4 separate regions of the Homo sapiens genome follow, and regions 1, 3 and 4 are each linked to region 2. A link is a contact called in ENCODE Hi-C data. All regions are on one chromosome and are shown on one strand. The core of a region is the stretch at or near the end of the contact, and the rest is flanking DNA. Distances in the headings are between cores, read along the strand shown.

Region 1 (4,638 bases), core at 1,343-3,842, 4.9 Mb after region 2:
TGGCCTTCCAAAATGTTGAGATTATAGGTGTGAGCCACCATGCCTGGCTGATAATGTGATTTCTAACAAATGTTGAATAATTATAGTTTGGGAAAGGAAAACAGTATCATTTAGTGAACTATAATTTTTTTCTTAATTTTTTTAACTTAAACTTTTATATCTCTTTGACAATTTGGAGATTCTTAGGGTGGTTTGATATACCTGCTTTCTAATGGTAGTTAGATGTTTCAGCTCTATTCTGAAGCAGTGAAATTCAGTCTGCTTTCTAATGGTAGTTAGATGTTTCAGCTCTATTCTGAAGCAGTGAAATTCAGTCTGCTTTCAAAGTCAGTGAATGCATTTTGAATTATCCCTTATTTCATTTCAGTAGTAACTACCTTGAGACTCCCCAAGTACTCCAATTAGTTTTTAATTTCAGCAGTAAATGTGTGTTGAAAAGACCAAAGTTTGCATTATTTTCCTTCTGATGTATTTACCATCCATGCCTGTTGACATAAAAAGATTTTTCCAGACTTGGGTAGTTTTCAGAACCAAACAAAACCCTTGTGCTATAATGTGACTTAGAGACTTTTGACTGAAATGCTTGATATAGTTAATACACATAATTTTTTTCAAAATGAAACCACAAAGAGCTATAAAGAGAATTTCATAGCTAATTTACTGCTTACCTGTATTTGGGGAAGCCATTTAGCATCTGTGAACCTAAATTTCGTCAGCCGTAAAATGGGAGTTAGTTTTTAAGTGGAAAGAATGTTACATAAGATAAACGGAGACAAAGTTTTTATCAGTGAAATCCAAACAACTCATCTTAAGATGCTGTAAGCTTTATGTGTTTCTTTTGTGTTTCCCTACCCCGCAAATGTTTTTCAAACTTAACCCTGTTAGGTAAAAACTCTGGGTTCCTATAAACGGGTAAAGTTTGTCCATTGGTCTTCTCAAGGAAAAAGCAATATGAACAGTTTGGGTTATCTTAGTAAAAGGGAGGACTCTGATTTTGTCTCATGTCCATCCTCTCTCTGTGTGTTCTAGTCGGAATTCCCTTATCAGTCACATGGGTACCACCTTCATGTTTTGAAGCGCTATTATATCCCATTATGTGCTTGGTGCAGGGACAATAAAAATAAGATTGGTTTTGCCTTTAAGGAGTTCTCAGTCTCCTAGTGAAAGCAGATATGTAAGCAATTACAATGCAGTGTAGTGCATGATAGAGGTCTTCACAGAAGAGAAGTGTGCCCTGGAGACCAGGGAGGGCCTCCCGGCTGGTAAGATCCTTTGGGTAAGTGTGGAGGGATGTGGGCTTCCCAGTCAGCAGTGGTCAGTTCTGTTTTCCTTTATTCATTAACCCGTTCTTAACACTTACAGGCAAACAGTAATGCTGTTTCAAAGGAAATGTAAAACTTCATTAAGTTATCCTTTTAATCTAATATACTTGAAAACAAAACCTTAAAAGCAAAATAAAAAATATCTCACCATGACCCACCTTTTATTGATAGGAGAGGAACCAGTATCACCTGAGGATCAAACTCTAGTAGTCAGTATATCAGATTTTGCTCATATTTTTAAGTTAGAAGTCACTTCTGCAACCTAATTTTGTTTTCCATTTTTGCCTGAGAGATCAATTTTAAACTGCCTGTGTGGACAGTTGTCATTTCAGATACTGTAAATAATTGTTTTTACTTTAGGATGGGGTAGGTAAACTATCATCTTAGGGCCGAGTCTGGCTGTGGCCTGTTTTTATTTGGTCTCCCAGCTAAAAATGGTTTTTATATTTTTGAAGGATTTTAAAAACAACAATATGCAACGGACTCCAAGTAAGACCCTCAAAGCCTAAAATACTTACTGGCTGGCTCTTTAGAGAAACAAATGGACCAACTCCTGCTTCTAGCATAAAAATAATTATTGTTAAGCATTTATTCTAACCTTGTATATATTTTATGGCTGGACTAATATTTGGAAGCAGATCCACCCCATTGGTTCCAGTTTTTAAAAAATTGTTCTCAAAGAACAGAATGTGTTTTGTTAGCCAATGTTGAGCACATCATGGACTCTGAGCATGGACTCAGAAACTACTGAGGAGAGGCATCGTGGTGCTGAGGTAATGTTTTAAACAAAGCTGGTGTTTGGGTGGGTCTTTGTGTAGAGAAAGTGGCAGTATCTTGTGTCACACTTGCTAAGCTATTGTGTAATGACAGATTTCTGGCATATGCTAAAAGAAAGCAATTTGTACCTGATGTTTGAGTTGGAAAGAGAATGTTATGTAAATGAATTGCTTTTTTCCTCATTGATAGTTTAAAATGAGCTTTTGATCTACTATAGTCTGTATGTGAATTTCTGACTGCAGATGTTTTGTAAGTCCATTCCTGATTCAGAACACCCTGTCTAAAGTACAGCTCCATCTCTGTGCCGTGCCCCACTTTACTGCACTCATAGAACTCGGTCTCCACCTATAACGCTGTCAGGTGCTTGTTTATTTGTGCTTTTTGTCTTTTCTGGCAGCAAAGCAAGAGGATAGGTGTTGTTTTTGTGTTTTTGAGATGCGGTCTTGCTCTGTTGCTCAAGCACGAGTGCAGTGGTACAATCATAGCTCACCACAGCCTTGAACTCCTGGGGGACCGCAGGCGCTCACTACCACACCTGACTAATCTTTTTATTTTTATTTCTATAGAGATGAAGTTTCACACTGTTTTGTGCAGGCTGGTCTCAAACACCTGGCCTCAAGCCATCCTCCTGCCTCAGTCTCTCAAAGTGTTGGCATTATAGCCATGAGCCACTATGCCTGGCCCAAGTTTGTTTGTTTGTTGTTTAGCATTATTATTTTATAGCAAACTTTAAATTCTTGTTTATTGGCAGGATAAATAGAGGGAAGAAGGACGAGCAAATAGGTAAACATACCTGCCTCCTAGTGGGTAATCTTGGGCAAGTTTTTTCACCTCCCTCTGCCTCCTCATCTGTAAACAAGATCCTGCGTGCCCGCCTGGGATGCCTGCTAAGATGGCACATGGGAAGCACCTGGCCTTATGCCTGGCCCTGGTCAGTAAGGGCTGTGCGGTTCCACTTGTACCTGATAAAATTCTAATCTGATTAAAAGCTTTACTAGCTCGTGATGGTCATTCTTTTCCTCTAACTTAGCAGCCCGATGAAATAATGTAGTAAGTAAATGTAACCTTGTTGTTTGTCCTTTTGCTGCCACGATGAACACAGCTGTCTTGCTAGACCTCTGTTGACTTCAACAGGGATAGCATCAGGTTTATTGGAAATTTACATATGGGACAGTCCAGTGGTGGTGGGTTGGACAGAACAGCAACTGCTTCCCGAAAGCTTGGAAAAAGCATGCAGTTTACACAGCATTCTTACTTAACATACTCCCCCTAACAGCCTCCACCTGGCAGCCTTAAAGTGCTTGTGGGCTGGGGGTTCAGATGTTCCCCATAGATAAGGAATTGATTTCAGGGTTGGCCACTAGGATTCCTTAGCTCGGAACTCCACACACGCATTCTTCTTAAGTTATTGATGTTAGGTACACCTGTACAACCACCCTGCATAAAGTTCATTCATTCAACAAATAGAGCACCTACTTTGTGCCAGGTTTTCAGGTACTGGGGAGACATTGGTGAACAAAAAGAGGCTTTTAAAGGATTATCACCTGCTTGGTTGACAGTCACATCCAGTGAATGGTGGAACCCATTTCCTGCTAATGTGTATTTGAGCCTGAAATGCACATTGTCCCACCTTTCCTCAATGGCAAAATGCTCTGGAAAGGAGATGCTGGTCTGACTAAATAAAATGGGCTTTCTGTTTGGAGTTGTAAAGGGAGCCGTGCCTTCCTCAGCCCCTCCTGAAAGAAAGACCTGCTTTCAAGAAGCTTATATTGCAGGGGGAAAGACACATGTCTAATACATCGTCAGGGGGTGGTGAGCGTGCTACTGTAAATTTTCACCTAGGCTTTGGCAAGAGCTAGAATTAACTTTCATTCTTTACTGACTCTTTGAAGCGTTAAAACCACTGGGCAGAGTGACTTAGGAGTGGGCCCACTGTGATGTGTTTTTGTTGGTTTTCTGGTAAATCACTTTTGGGTTGGACAGTGAACCATGATGGTCTTTCTTCAAGAACTTGTTTTTGCAAGGGTTTGGTGATAAGTCCATCATTTCCAAACCCACTTACTCTTCCATCCTTTCTCAGGTGCTGTGGTTCAGGGAAATGATTGTTTTGATAGTATTTTACCTATTGCACCATTACTTCATCTGTAAATTTCTTATAAAATATGTCTTGGGATCCAGCCTTGTCTTTTTTGTTTGTTTTTTTTTTTTTTTTTTGAGACGGAGTCTCTGTCTGTCGCCCAGGCTGGAGTGCAGTGGTGTGATCTGGACTCACCGCAAGCTCCACCTCCCGGGTTCACGCCATTCTCCTGCCTCAGCCTCCCGAGTAGCTGGGACTACAGGCGCCAGCCATCACACTCGGCTAATTTTTTTTGTATTTTTTAGTAGAGACGGGGTTTCACCATGTTAGCCAGGACAGTCTTGATCTCCTGACCTCATGATCCGCCCGCCTCAGCCTCCCAAAGTGCTGGGATTACAGGCGTGAGCCACTGCGCCTGGCCTGTTATGTTTTTAAAGAGAAAATTGAACCACAGGTCACTTG
Region 2 (4,738 bases), core at 644-3,143:
CTAGTCTTGCTGACTTTCTTCCCATATCTATGAGCACGAATGTTGGGCCGTTACATAAGCAGCATTGGAAAATCATTACAAAATTCAAGAAAAAAAATCTGAGCTATTTAAGTACAAGGTTTACTATGAGCATTATTTTGGCTTCATTTTACGTGCCATGCTAGTTTATGAACATTCTATAAGATTTTAGGAAGACATTTTATATTCATAATCAAATATTGAAAGGAGAGGGCCCTTATAGCTAATCTGGCTCAAAATCAGCTTTCTGAGAGGATAAGGATGCTCAGGAACCACTGATTTAGGCTGGTCTACAAAATGCTGCTAAGTGTCAACAGCCTGTTGAAAGTGGCATCGCCCTTCCCTAACCTCTAGTGTCTGTTTGTGGGTGTGCTGAGGAGCTAGGAAGTGCCCATAGCCTTCAGGGAGTATCTAGTGTGGTGGCGAATGGGCAGCCCTTTAAAGCCTGTGCTTCGTGCCCAGCAAAGAGCATTCCCATCAACTCTGTTATTTCAACAGGACTGGGTCCTGGGACCTGGCAAGGAGAACCAGTGGCCCTGGACTCTAGGTTCTGCCCTGGGCTGCCCAGATCCAGCCAGGAAGAGCCCAGGGTTGGCAGGGGATGAGACGTGGGGGCTCCATTGACTGAGCTGCCTAAGTACACGCTGCTGCCTTCCATCCTGCACCCCTTCCCTGCTTGGCCACAGTCAGAGCCAAACTGGAATGAACTGCACTGAAGAGAGAAGTGGCTGCCTCCCCTCCCTCCCTGGGCCACAGCCCTGGCTTCCTCTCCTACAGGAAGGGAGGTAAAGCCGCTCCTTATGAAGGATGTGGACTCAGGAGGGGCCACACACAAAGGGGAGCCTGTCACATGGGGGGAGCAAGTCAGGATGTTACTAACAATCAAAAGCTTCCTTCAAAGGTTCCTGTTTAATTAAAAATTTCAAAGCGTAGGACTTCCAACCTGCTGGTCTCCCCAGGACACCCTGAGGGTCTCAGGGGAGGGTGCACTCAGACAGATGGTGCCTCCCCACCCTATCAGCCACCCCGGCCTCTCTCCTCAGTATCTCCAATATAGGGTTACCTCTTAGGTGGTCCTAGAGAACATTTTATTCTAGTGGTCACCTGGCTGAATGCACAGACGTCCCCTGGGACATCTTGCTGGCGCAGAGAGGGGGGCCTGAGGATACCATCACGGGCAGGCACCGTTCCCAGGACAGGGAGAGAGGAAGCAGATTCGTGCCCTTTCTTCATGGTGGGCTCATCACTGAACAGAAAGGAAATCACTGTCAGTCACTCCAGCTGCCAACCTGGGTCTCCCTTCTGCTGCTGCTGGGTAGCAGGCAGTTTTGGTGACCCCAGGTCATGCACCCAGGGGGATTTATTGCCAAGGTTCCTGGAGGACATCTGCCCCCACTGTTCCCTTTGGAGCGTCTCAGTAAGAGAACCCGTAATGTCTAAAAATAGTGCATGTCAAACTTCATAAGGTTCTAGAAAGAGGCCTAAGTATAGTTATCCACTAATAAATTAAGCCGATTTTGAGAAAGATTAGCTATAGGGGGCCTTCTCAAGATTTGATTACGAAGATAAAGTGCTGTATTAAAATATTACAGACTATTTGTAAAGCAGTATGGCACATAAAATGAATCTCAAAATAATAGTAAACATTTAAATAGCATGGATCTTTTTGCCTTGTATTTTATAATCATTTTTCAATCCTTATTATACTAAAAGCCCAGGATTCTCATTTTGTGGATATGGGGAAAAAAAAAAAAAAGCAAGTCTAAGCAAATAACAAGAAATCTGGTTTCACAACTCCTAGCCCAGTTAAGTTCTCGGGACAGAATGAGGTCCAACGTGGTCAACAAACATGACATCATGCCACCCACGAGCTGGACACGCGACACCTGGGGCTCCAGCTGGCCATGCAAAAGGGTGAGGTCTCCATCCCTCCTTCCGTGACAAAAGTAAGCTCTCCTTTCTGAAGAGCCCTCAAGCCAGAGACTGAACCCCCAAATAAAAATACAACAGAGGTCAGCTCTGAGAAACCAAAATGACTCATCACCTCACCTCCTGTCCTAAGTCCCTGGCTTCTCACACTCTCCCCTCTTGACTGTGTTTCGAGGCAAGGAAAATACCTATCATTGCCAATTATGGAACCTGTTACCAATGAAGGCCACCTTGGCTGCAAACTTATCTTTGATATGGGACATTCTCCATTGCTTGTGGTGGAGAGAACAGACCCTTTTCCCTTCTATGGTAATATGCCCCAATGGAGGTTTTCCACCACGTGAATAATCTAGACGACAGGTTTTCTGTGTAGCATCTTATGCCAATCTACGTCCCTCGTGCACAGCTTTGGAGAAGGGTCCATAGCTCTGTCTAGAGGCCCGTCCACCCTGAGCCCAGAACATCTCCATCCCTCAGGCGGCCGCCTGCAGCAGTGCAGCTGGAGGAAGTAAGTATTTTAGAGCATGTTTTCATACCTTGCTACTAGAGAAGTGGCAAAGCACTCTTGTTTTTGAGAAGTGATAACCTCTTAGAGATGAAAAAGGAAAAAGCTAAGGGGAAGCACTGAGCTGGGGAAACTCTTACAAATCAAGAATCTTATAGCAGAAGAGTTTTGCTTCTTTTGGAAACTGAATCAGTGTCACTAGTGGAATTACACCCCCGTGGGGGATGGGGGGGCACTGTTGTCTGGCAAACAGTGCAAGTCATTTGTCACACCTAAACACGACTAGGTTACCCTCAGCTACACCGTGTCTCCCACCGTGTGACCTGTGATTTCTTCCTGCTCTCCTTTCCATCTGTGTCCATAAAGACTTGGAGTGAGATCCGGTTTGCTTTTCTGCCTCCTCTGTCCTATTTGCCAGAGAAAACATTCTGGAATTCCTCCCAGGAACCTTCCCCCAGTGGTTTCTGTCCAGCCATCCGCATTCTGTCCTTTGGGGAAATATTTCTCCTACCATTCTGCACCAGCAGGTGTGCTAACGTAAGCCTGTGCACGAGCACCACTTTGCCTGAAGATCACATCTGTCACAGGAGTGTCTGTTCTGTGGACAACACTGAGGAACGCCTCTCTTTCCTCATGCCAAGCCACTAGCCCTCCACAGACACTTTCTAAAAACTGCCACCCACATCACAAATGGCTGCTTTTACTTCTCTCTCTACTCTCCCAGCTCGTTTTAAATGCTCCAGCTTAAATTTATCACATGTCCTCACTGGAGTTTACGGATAGCTTCTAATGTACCCTAATTCTAGAGTTATGGGAGAGAGGAGCAAATAAAGTACAGGATGTGGCTAAACCAATTTGTAAAAGGAAAGGAAAAAAATGCAACCCAGGCAGAAAACAACGGCATTCTTTTCCTATTAAATGTAAAGCAAATATTAAACTCCTGCAAGGATTTTAGAATTTATATCCATACCCATGCATTTATATCCTAATTGCTCATCACTATGGGAACCAGGTATTTTTGACTGATACTTTAAATATAATAAAGACACAAAAGAAAAAAATAGATCCAGCTTTCTGGGTGTAGACATTTTTCTAGGTGGTGCTTAATGAATTTAAGCTTCTGAGAGATGGTTTGTATTCATTGGATCCCCTATCCTGATACCAGACCCTAGTTCCTTGGTCTTAAACTGCAAGGATCAGACTCGCCTGGAGGCTTGTGAACATCCAGACTGGTGTGGGGCACCGCCAGAGTGTCTGACTCACTGGGTCTGGGAGGGGCCCAAGAGCCTGCAGTTCTAACAGGTGCTATAGATGCTGCTAGCTTAGGGCCCACTTTGAGAACTGGCTGCTTAGCTCAGTGTTTTGAGAATTAATAAGAGAAGGACACGTGGGAGATGAGACTCTGACATTAAGGATCACACCAAAATACCTCTACGCCCTTCGCCGAAGTCCTCACTTGGTGTCTTCATGTGCATATTCAAAACTCTGGAATTCAAGTTAATAATAAGAGCATGGAGGCCTATGCTCTATGAAATGTCCTGACAACATCCCTAACTTATCTCAAAGAGACTTACTACACATTGAATTTAGGTTTCACAGGGAAGTTTTTGCATGTTAATTAAATGCCAATTGATTACTAAAGGCAAATCCACTGAGGATTAACTAATGTCACTGACATGGACTTCTGACATAACTGCAAAATCCAGTGCTTAACAGATAGTAACAAGCTGTCTCATTAGAAATCAAATGACTATGGAAGAAATCATGTTTAAATGTGGGTATTTTTCATCGTGAGATTTGCTGACACATGGCAGCAAACAGACTTGATTTGGGATAACATTTTCTAACTATTGTCCTTAGCCTGCCGTGTTTCTGAAGCTGCTCCTGCCACAGCAGAATGCCTCTAATGGATGACCCCCCACTTAGGACAGCACTGACTCACCCACGCAAATCCAAAGTGTGGTGCATGCAAATTTTAGCCTCGAGTTCTAGTCTCAGAGCACAAAATAGTAACAACTACAACAAAAATAACAGCACCACGCACTGAGTCTACTGTGCTTCATGTACTACATGAAAGAGGAACCGCAACACCAATATTCCAGTCAACGGAAACGGGGCTCAAAGGGACTAAAGAGTGGACTGACCAAGGTGACACGTGCAAGTCAGTGGTGGAGCTAAGATCAAAGCTCTTCGCTTAATCACTACAGATATATTAAATATTAAACATTTACAGTCTACACAGTCTCTATTTTGTTGAAGATTTTTATGTGGTACATAATAGAATCA
Region 3 (4,444 bases), core at 637-3,136, 3.4 Mb before region 2:
TTTGCTCACATTCCACTGGTCAAAGCAAGTCTCAGGCCAAGGCAGACTTGGGTGGGGAAGCAGACCCTCCACCTGCAATGGGAGGAGCTGTGGACCACATCCCAGAGGATGGGAGTGCCAGGAACCTATGCATGGGGGCCATCGGCACCATCAATCCACCTTAGCTGGTATTCCAGACGTGGACAGCAACAGGCCCACAGATTGCTATGCTCATCAGTAGAGAAATGGATCATTTCTTCCAGACCTGGACACCCTATCTTAGAAGTGATGTGAGTTGCGTTCAGAAACGCAACCTGAACGGTCACACATTGGGGACCATGCCTTTCCACAGCCACACATCGGGGGCCACACCCCTCTATAAAGAATTATAGCAAGTGAGTGTGTTTAGTCCCAAAATGAGAAAATTAGGGGGCAACATGAGAGCTACCTTCAAATTTTAAAGAGCTACTGTGTGGAAGAAAACAGTCTTGTTCTCAGTTCCCCTAATATTTTCTGAGGGCTCATTATATACTGTACCAGGAACTATGCTAGGTGCAGAGACAAAAGTAGAATAAGGGAAGTTTCCGTAGATACCAGCTCATCCAAAGAAGGACTTTCTAACACATGAATAAGTCACTACTATCCAATAATTCACTTGCCACAGGAGAGCTCTGAAACTGAAACTACTCAAGCAGCTGCATTGTCAAGGGAATTTCTTGCCCAGTTGTTGGTCACTGATCTACCTTCTAAGGGGTCTTCCAAATCTCAATGCTATAAGCTGGCCTTACGTGTGCCTGTTTGGCTTGTGGGGATATAATGTATCATACTTTACATGTACAGACACATCTAATATCTAATAGAGATATATCTAATCAGATATAACAACCTCAAGCAAACCCCAAGTTGCTAGGTGCTTAGTAAATTATTTTGTTACACTGAAGGCTGAAAAAGCACAGAATGATTAAATGACTCAAGATCACGTGAGACAATGGGATAAACTGGAACTGAAACAGACTGTGGGGTGCTGGTCTACGCAGTTCACAAAGCCCCCATTGCTGACTAACCACAAGCCCAGAGGGAAGGCACATAGACTACTGTGCCCCTGCTACTGGTTAGGTTTTTCTTTTACACAGAGAAATAATTTGACTTTATCTAGGCTGCTACAAAGCCAATTGTTAACAGAACTAGGATTAGAATTCAGAAGTACTAGGTGTCAGGTTTCTGTACAAAGAGCAATAGTATTCCACTGAAGCACTTCTGTTTCCCTACAAATACAACCTATCTGTGACTGTGAAACCTCAAGGAATTTGTATTGAGAACCGCTGGCGCGAAGCGGGTGATAACGATAAGAACAGGCATTGTGCACAGCTAGAGGAGCCGTCTGTGGAATGCCGATGGTCGTCTCTTGGTAGAAATAGTAAGAAACCTTAGAACTGATCTTCTTCATTCTGGAAGGCATGGAAACAGAGAACAAGCTGGCCACTGCAGAAAGTTGTAAGACCTTTCGAGGCTGGCTCGACTGCAGCTGCGTTTTGCTTGGCTGTGAGTTTGCAGAACTTTGAGGCTTTCGGGGGAAGGTAGCTAAATCTGTATCAGGGCCAAGGGCACCCCTGGGAAAATTAAGAAACACCTTCTCTTTTGAGGTTTAACTCGACTAAAACCTCTCTGATGATTAGGATGGCCTCAACGGAAGCCCACTGGCCAAAAGAACATCGATAGTTCCCAGGGGAAATAAGTCGTGAGGGAAGGAAGGGTCAACAGGAAACCAGGACTCAGGATCCTGGGCAGAGTCGGCTGGTTTCAGCACCGTCTGAGGCTCATCAGGAAGCTCCTCTCTCACCGACCGTGGCTCTCAGCACTCAGGGAGCGCCACTGAGCATGCGTGAGAACAGCCGCCCTCAGCTCGCGGGGGTGTCAGCTTCCTTTGAAAACCCCCTCGGGTCTGTGTGCACAAGGCTCTGAACTAACCCTAGTGGGTCACCACGCAGGGCCCCTTCTCAGCGCCTGCTCTCCGCTCCACGTGAGGGAAGCAAGGGCAGCGGAGAACGCGTCCCACGCAGTCAAGCCAGGGATGGGCCTCGGGCTTCCTTTCTCTGTCCACGATGCCTCTGGAAGCAGGATACGGCCCTCGAGGCGGGCTCCTGGGATTCCTGGGAACACGGGAGGGTGAGCTATGAGCAGGCCGGGGCAGGGCAATCATGGAGACTGGACTTTTGCTCATATGGGCAGAAGAGTGATCAGGAAATTATTCTGAATGTGAAAAGACATGGCCAGCGTGTGACCGGCAGATGTGTATCCTCCAGTGCTCTGGGAGAACGCAGCCCCGGCTGGTAGCCCGGGCCCGTTTCTGTGAGGTCAACACTCACACCACGGCCAATGTCAGGCAAACAACCCGGTGTCACCGAAGCAGGGTTGGTAAGAGAAGCACAGCCTGCCCCAGCTGATCGCAGCGCAGCCCAGGAGGCGAGGCCACCGCCCAGAGGATTCTGGAAACAGCTCGCCGGGGCGAAGACGCAGGCACAGACAGTGCCTTCCGTAGGGTTCCAAGTATGCAAAACCCTAGGGGAAGCCTCTTCTATTTAGTCACAGAAAACAGGTGAGCAGTTGCCTGGAGCAGGGAGAGACGGGGAGGGATTGACAGGAAGGGAGCTCAGGGAAGCTGGTGGGAGTAGAAAGTTCTAGATCTTGATTGGGGTTGCAGTTACACTGGAACACAGTCGTTGTCAAAACTCACTGAAGTGGACCCTGAGAATGGATGCATTTTGCTGTATGTAAGTTATCCCAATAAAGCTGATATTTAAAAATATGTAACACCCCTCCAAGCCAATGCTGATATTGTAAGGATGATTTTCAGTACTGGGCACCGAGCTTCAGTACTGGGCACCGAGCTTCAGTACTGGGCACCGAGCTTCAGTACTGGGCACCAGGGTAGGAGTGAGGTTCCCTGATTTTCAGTCTTTACGGAGCTTTTACCCAGAGAGCTGCAGAGGCAGCACTGGCCAGAATTACTTTGGAACGCACCGTCTGTTTCTTCCTTGTTGCTTTTCACTGGTTAGTAAGAAGATTCACGAAGCTCCTCTGCCTGGCCACCTCCCCCCAACATCAACACACACTGGCACAGGTTCTGGAGGGCATCATTCAGACCCATGCTGTAAACACCCTTTACAGGCTGAGCCCTGAGTCCGTTTCCTCAGCAAAGTACCACAAACAATGTGGTTTAAAACAACGGAAACCTACTTCCTCACTCTTCGGGGGCCAGAGGTCCGAAATCGAGGTGCTGTCAGGGGTGGCTCCATTTGGAGGCTGTGCAGGGAACCGTCCCCAGCCTCGCTTCCCATTTCCGGTGGGGTCTGCAGTTCCTGGTGCCCCTTGACTTGTGAATGCATCACTCCAATCTATGCCTCCGTCTTCACAAACCCTCCGTCTCTGCGTTCTCTCCTGTTTTCATAAGGCCTGCCCTGAATGCAAGATAATTTCACTTTGAGTCCCATAACTAATTGCAACTGCAAAGGCTCTATTTCCAAATAATATAAAATAATATTCCAAATAATATTCTGCGTGAACATGAATTTTGGGAAGACACTATCCAGTTAATAATCATATTAACCGACTCCACTCCTACACGCTGTCTTCAGCCTAGAGCCTCCTGTGGAACTCCAGACGCCGACCCCCACTCAGAGTATTCAGAAGAGTCTCAGATCTGAAGCCAAACTCAATTTCACTCCCCAGACCTGTTCCTCCGACATGTGCTATCATCAAAGCAACAGTCAGTCCTTCCAACTGCTCAGGCCCCAAACCTTGCAGTCGTGCTTGGATTCTTTCTCCACATCAAATACGTCAGCAAAATCAGCAAATGTTCCTGGCCATCTCCAGGATGTATTAATAGTGTATATCCCACATTCATAGCCAGTCATTCCCACTCCTTCCTGCCCCAAACTTTTGCCCTCCAGAGAAGGCAAAGCTTTAGCATGATTCAAATCATGTCTGGATTCTGTTCTGAGCTCCCCAGGGCACCCCACATGCGCCAGGATAATGCCCTGTGTCCTCCCATGACTTAGAGGCCCCGTGGAGCCCTCGCCCTTGCCCTGCTCTCCTCCCGCTGCCCTGTGTCCTTCCCAGCTCTGTTGTTTATGCCAGTTGCCCCGGCAATCACACTGTGTCTGGGATCTGTCCAGCCGGTCCCTGCTCTAGGGCCCTGGTCCTTGCTGCTTCTCTCCCAGGTTGCTCTCCAGACAACCACACTGTCGGCCCCTTGGGTGTCTCAGTTCAAGCTTCCCTGACTACCCAGCTTAAAAGAGCTTCCCGATCCCAACTCCCTTCCTGGCTCTGATGCTGCTTCCTTTTCTCCTGGGCACTGGTCCCCTCCTGGCACGTTGTCGCTTGGATGTAAGGCCCCATAGAGAAGGCGCTTAGCCTGCATTCCTGCCTACCCAGGGTCTAGCGCAGACAGCAGGCGCTCAAGAAA
Region 4 (4,432 bases), core at 1,136-3,635, 3.2 Mb before region 2:
TCTCTTTCTTTTTCTCTCTTTCTTCTTTCTTTCATTCATTCTTTTTGTTGTTGTTGTTGACCGAGTCTCACTCTGTCGCCCAGGCTGGAGTGCAGTGGCGCGATCTCGGCTCACTGCAACCTCTGCCTCCTGGGTTCAAGCGATTCTCCTGCCTCAGCCTCCAGAGTAGCTGGGATTGAGGGAAGAGAGAGACCCTCTCATATTGTTTTATATTGTTTTATACTCAGTACCTGTTTTAAGAAAAAAACAAGGAAGTGAAATCAAAGACAGGCAGCCCGGCGCCAGGCCCAAAACCGGACCTGGGCCTGCCTGGCCTAAACCTAGTAGTTAAAAATCAACTCATGACTTAGAGACCGATGTTATTCATAGATTCCAGACATTGTATAGAAGAACATTGTGAAACTCCCTGCCCTGTTCTGTTTCTCTCTGACCACCAGTGCATGCAGCCCGTCACGTACCCCTTGCTTGCTCAAATCAATCACGACCCTTTCATGTGAAATCTTTAATGTTGTGAGCCCTTAAAAGGGACAGAAATTGTGCATTCGGGGAGCTCGGATTTTAAGGCAGTAGCTTGCCGATGCTCCCAGCTGAATAAAGCCCTTCCTTCTATAGCTCGGTGTCTGAGAGGTTTTGTCTGCCGCTCCTCCTGCCACAGGATTACAGTCGCGTGCCACCCCCGCCCAGCAAATTTTTGTATTTTTAGTAGGGACAAAAGGCCCCCAGGCCCCTGCAATAATGGTCCTCATAACACCACTCCTCCCCGAGTCCAGATTTGCTTTATATTTGGCAGTGGTCACAACAGCCCTCCTTGACAAGGGGCTGTTTAAACACACCGGACTGTGATTTAAAGGAAAATGAGGATTCTGGGAAGCACTTTTGTTTTAAGAAAATTATTTTTTTAGCTTAAAAGAAAAGAGAAAAAGAACTGTGGCGTGTGCCTATATTCTTGAGAGGAAGGAATGAAAGGAGCCGGAAAGAAACAAATAAGTCGTTAGGGAAAAGGAGAACGAGAATAACACCATGACCTGTAGGAGGTCCTGGAGGAGCTAAGGAGGTGTCAGCCATTTTCCCCCCCCATCTGTTCCACAGGTGGCATTTTATTGAGCACCGACTGTCCCCCATCCACTGTGCTCAGTGGCAGGGACTCAAGGTGGGCAAAATAGACATGGGCCTTGCCTTGCAGTCTAGTGGGAAAAACAGATTAATCATTTAAATATTTTGTTTCAAAGAATGGTAATGCATGCAGGCAAGGTCCAGGCCTGTGGGAGAGCAGGCTACAGGCCCACCTGCTATTTAGACAGTTACCAGTGGCAGAGGACCCCGAGGAAGGCGCAGTTTACTCGACGTGTAAATAGGAATAGCCTTAACTAGCTGTGGGTGTGCGGACAGGGAAGGGAAAGAGGAGAAACATCTGCAGAGACAATGCCGGGTGCACAGCCCGTGGGCGGGGCCGCGGGTGCAGGGGAACCCGTGCCTCTGAAGGGCTGGGAAGGCCAGGGTGTTGGGGGAGGAGACCGGGCCTATGGGACTGGCCCTGGCTACGCCAAGGTGGGGCTGACATGAAGTCCCCTTCATCCGTGGGGGGTGGCCCGTCCCTCTGGGAGGGGATCCCTCACAAGATGACTTCCCAGGTCGCGCCCCGAGGCGGCTCTTTGCTGCCCCCACAGAGATGACTTCCGGGCTCCTGGGGCCCGCGGGGAGGGGCAGGTGAGGCCCAGGGCTGGGTGAGGGCCAGGCCCTTCTAGGAATGTTGGTGCTCCCAGCACCTAGCACCGGGAGACTGGAGAGGTTTCCAGGAGAGTGACCCGAGTAGGTCCCCTCCTAATTCTGGAGCCGTCCCTCGGGCTGCGCAGTGGAGCGCCGAGGTGGCGGGAGGCTGCGGGGAGCCTGGGCGGCCAAGCACCATCTGCAGTCAGGAGCTCCCGGGCAGCTTGCAGGGCGCAGTTTTTGAAAGCGGGTGCTGCGTGCGGACCGCGGGCCTGCAGGGTGCGCGGGTCGGGCTGGGGGCTGTCCCTGGAGAGTAGAGTGGCCCTGGGGCCCGCACGCCCACTTGCTGGCGGGGGATGGCGCAGACACGGGCGGTCCCCCCGAGGGCGGTCCTCACGGGTGGTCTAGGTTAGCTCGGACCCGGGAGTGTGGGAGTGGCGCAGAGCTGCGGGAAAAGGCGCGGGGCGCCTGCGTGGCGAAGGAACACAGCCGCCTGACACGCCCTCAAGGCCCGCGGAGCTGCTCCTGCCTCGGCCTCTCTGAGCCAACCACGGGGCGGGGCGTGAACGCCGGGCGGGGACGTGCCGTTCTGGGGGGCGTGTCCACCGGCGGGGGCGTGCCGTCCTGGGGGCGTGGCTCTCTGCTCCGGTGCAGGCCCGCAGGGCGCCCTGGGCTGGGAGCAACGCGACTGACCGTGGTCGTGGGCGGACGGCGGCTGCAGCGTGGAGGAGCTGGGGTCGCTGTGGGTCGCGAAGCAGAGCCCGGGACGTGCGCGCTTGGTGCACGATCCTGAAGGGGAGCTCCGAGGGGCCCGGGTCGCCAGGGCTGCTGCGGCCATTCCCGGAGCCCGGCGCGGGGCCCGCGAGATACTGGTTTAGGCCGTCCCAGGGCTCCGGGCGCACCCGGTGGCCGCTGCTGCAGCGGAGGGAGCGCGGCGGCGCGGGGGCTCGGAGACAGCGTTTCTCCCGGAAGTCTTCCTCGGGCAGCAGGTGGGAAGTGGGAGCCGGAGCGGCAGCTGGCAGCGTTCTCTCCGCAGGTCGGCACCATGCGCCCTGCAGCCCTGCGCGGGGCCCTGCTGGGCTGCCTCTGCCTGGCGTTGCTTTGCCTGGGCGGTGCGGACAAGCGCCTGCGGTGAGTTACCTTGCGAGGTAAAGTGGGGAGCGTGGGAGCCGGGCCCTAGAGCTTTCCACTGGGTGAAGGCTGCAGCTCTCGGGGTCGGCGGTCGCTGAGCCCCGGGCAGCGACTGGGGAGGGCGGGGGGAGCCGAGCACGCTCCGGGGTGACCCCTGGGAAGAAGTTGGGAAGTTGAGCACGCCTCGGGGTGACCCCTGGAGGGAGTGGGTTGGGGGGAGCCCTTAGCACACTCAGAAGTGACCTCTGGGAAGGAGTGCGATGAGGGGAGTCCTGAGCACGCCCCGGGGTGACCTCTGGGAAGGAGTGGGTTGGGGGGAGCCCTGGGCACGCTCTGGGGTGACTCCTGGGAAGAAGTGGGTTGGGGAGCCCTGAACACTCCCCGGGGTGACCCCTGGGAAGGAGTAGGGGGTAGGGTGAGGTCCTGGGTACACTCCAGCCTGGAGCTGGACTGGAAACTCATCCCACAGACTGCTCCCAGCCTAGGACGCGACAAAGCAGGTGGCAGGCTTGGTGGAGCACTGTTCCTGCACTCGAAGTTCTCTCAGAGGTCGAAGAAGTCGTGGAGGGGACACTTAATTTCAGCTTTCACTGCGGCGGGTGGTGAAACGACGGTTCTTCCTCTTTTTGAGTATCCTGTTCTGAATCCCTTCCCTTGGCTCGCCCTCCGCGTGTGTGTGTGTGTGCGCGTGTGTGTGTGCGCGTGTGTGTGTGTGCGTGTGCGTTTGTGTGTGCGTGTGTGTGTGCGTGCGTGTGCGTGTGCGTGCGTGCGTGTGTGTGCGTGTGTGTCGTGTGTGCGCGTCTGTGCGTGTGTGTCGTGTGTGCGCGTGTGTGTGTGTGCGTGTGTGCGTGTGTGTGCGTGCGTGCGTGTGTGCGCGTGTGTGCGTGCGTGTGTGCGTGCGTGTGTGCGTGTGTGTGTGTGGCAGCCGCCCAAATTAATTAGGGGTAAACAGGCGGTGCTGCAAAGAACTCCAACTTTAATTCTGTGGAAGATACCAATATTTGAATACCATATTATTTCTTTCTATTTGGGTAATGATCGGGTTAATAGGATTTCTTACTTACATAGTAGGTGTGGAAAAGGTGGGTTTTACTTATTTATTTTTTTTTAGACAGTCTTACTCTGTCACTCAGGCTGGAGTACAGTGGCGTGACCTCAGCTCACTGCAACCTCCACCTCCCGGGTTCAAGCGATTCTCCTGCCTCAGCCTCTGAGTAGGTGGGATTACAGATGCACACCACCACGCCTGGCTAATTTTTGTATTTTTAATAGCCAGGCTGGTCTCGAACTTCTGACCTCAGGTGATCCGCCCGCCTCGGCCTCCCAAAGTGCTGGGATTACAGGCGTGAGCCACTGCACCCGGCCAGGGTTTTACTTTTTAAACACCTTAGGTATATATTTTTAATCATGTACATTAAAATGTAGCATTATATTTCAGTGTTCCGGAAAGTGTATTTTCTGAAAAAGAGCTACATTTATGTCCTTATTTATTGGCCATGAGGTTCAGAGCCTCTCACTGGGGAAGTCTGTGGCATGCTGGCCCTTGCTGGCTGAGTGGAAACTGCTAGTTCACACCCAGGTGTGGGACCTTTGA

What was found. Hi-C counts contacts between places; a loop is a spot of excess contacts on that map. Pooled maps may share reads with other maps.
Region 1: a map with no recorded cell type shows a loop between it and region 2 (10-fold over the local background). The contact joins two enhancer-like sites. A Hi-C loop is called at or near these places in 2 of 37 single-sample maps with no recorded cell type and 1 of 50 pooled maps.
Region 3: a map with no recorded cell type shows a loop between it and region 2 (7-fold over the local background). The contact joins two enhancer-like sites. A Hi-C loop is called at or near these places in 2 of 37 single-sample maps with no recorded cell type and 3 of 50 pooled maps.
Region 4: a loop to region 2 is called in a map with no recorded cell type, with 7 times the contacts of the local background. The contact joins the promoter of RNASET2 here to the enhancer-like site in region 2. A Hi-C loop is called at or near these places in 4 of 37 single-sample maps with no recorded cell type and 4 of 50 pooled maps.

The regions. Positions count from the first base shown.
Region 1 is chr6:158,806,990-158,811,627 of GRCh38, reverse strand. The region is part of intron 2 of EZR (ezrin); the gene reads left to right. Among named protein-coding and RNA genes, the nearest start is that of EZR-AS1, 8.7 kb to the left of the region's middle. Within about 2 kb of position 2,592, at least 10 of the 41 ENCODE cell types and tissues checked have a DNase peak (open chromatin) inside an H3K27ac peak, as active enhancers do.
Region 2 is chr6:163,705,886-163,710,623 of GRCh38, reverse strand. No RefSeq gene overlaps it. Among named protein-coding and RNA genes, the nearest start is that of QKI, 290 kb to the right of the region's middle. RefSeq lists enhancers at 2,171-2,290, 3,773-3,842. Within about 2 kb of position 1,893, at least 7 of the 41 ENCODE cell types and tissues checked have a DNase peak (open chromatin) inside an H3K27ac peak, as active enhancers do.
Region 3 is chr6:167,091,618-167,096,061 of GRCh38, reverse strand. No RefSeq gene overlaps it. Among named protein-coding and RNA genes, the nearest start is that of CCR6, 29 kb to the left of the region's middle. RefSeq lists enhancers at 517-596, 797-856, 2,187-2,556, 2,667-2,736, 3,622-3,681. Within about 2 kb of position 1,886, at least 8 of the 41 ENCODE cell types and tissues checked have a DNase peak (open chromatin) inside an H3K27ac peak, as active enhancers do.
Region 4 is chr6:166,954,503-166,958,934 of GRCh38, reverse strand. It overlaps RNASET2 (ribonuclease T2), which reads left to right and starts at 2,385. Exons shown (of 9, transcript NM_003730.6): 1 at 2,385-2,838. The coding sequence starts at 2,753. RefSeq lists an enhancer at 316-435 and silencers at 1,400-1,449, 1,720-1,819, 1,860-2,619.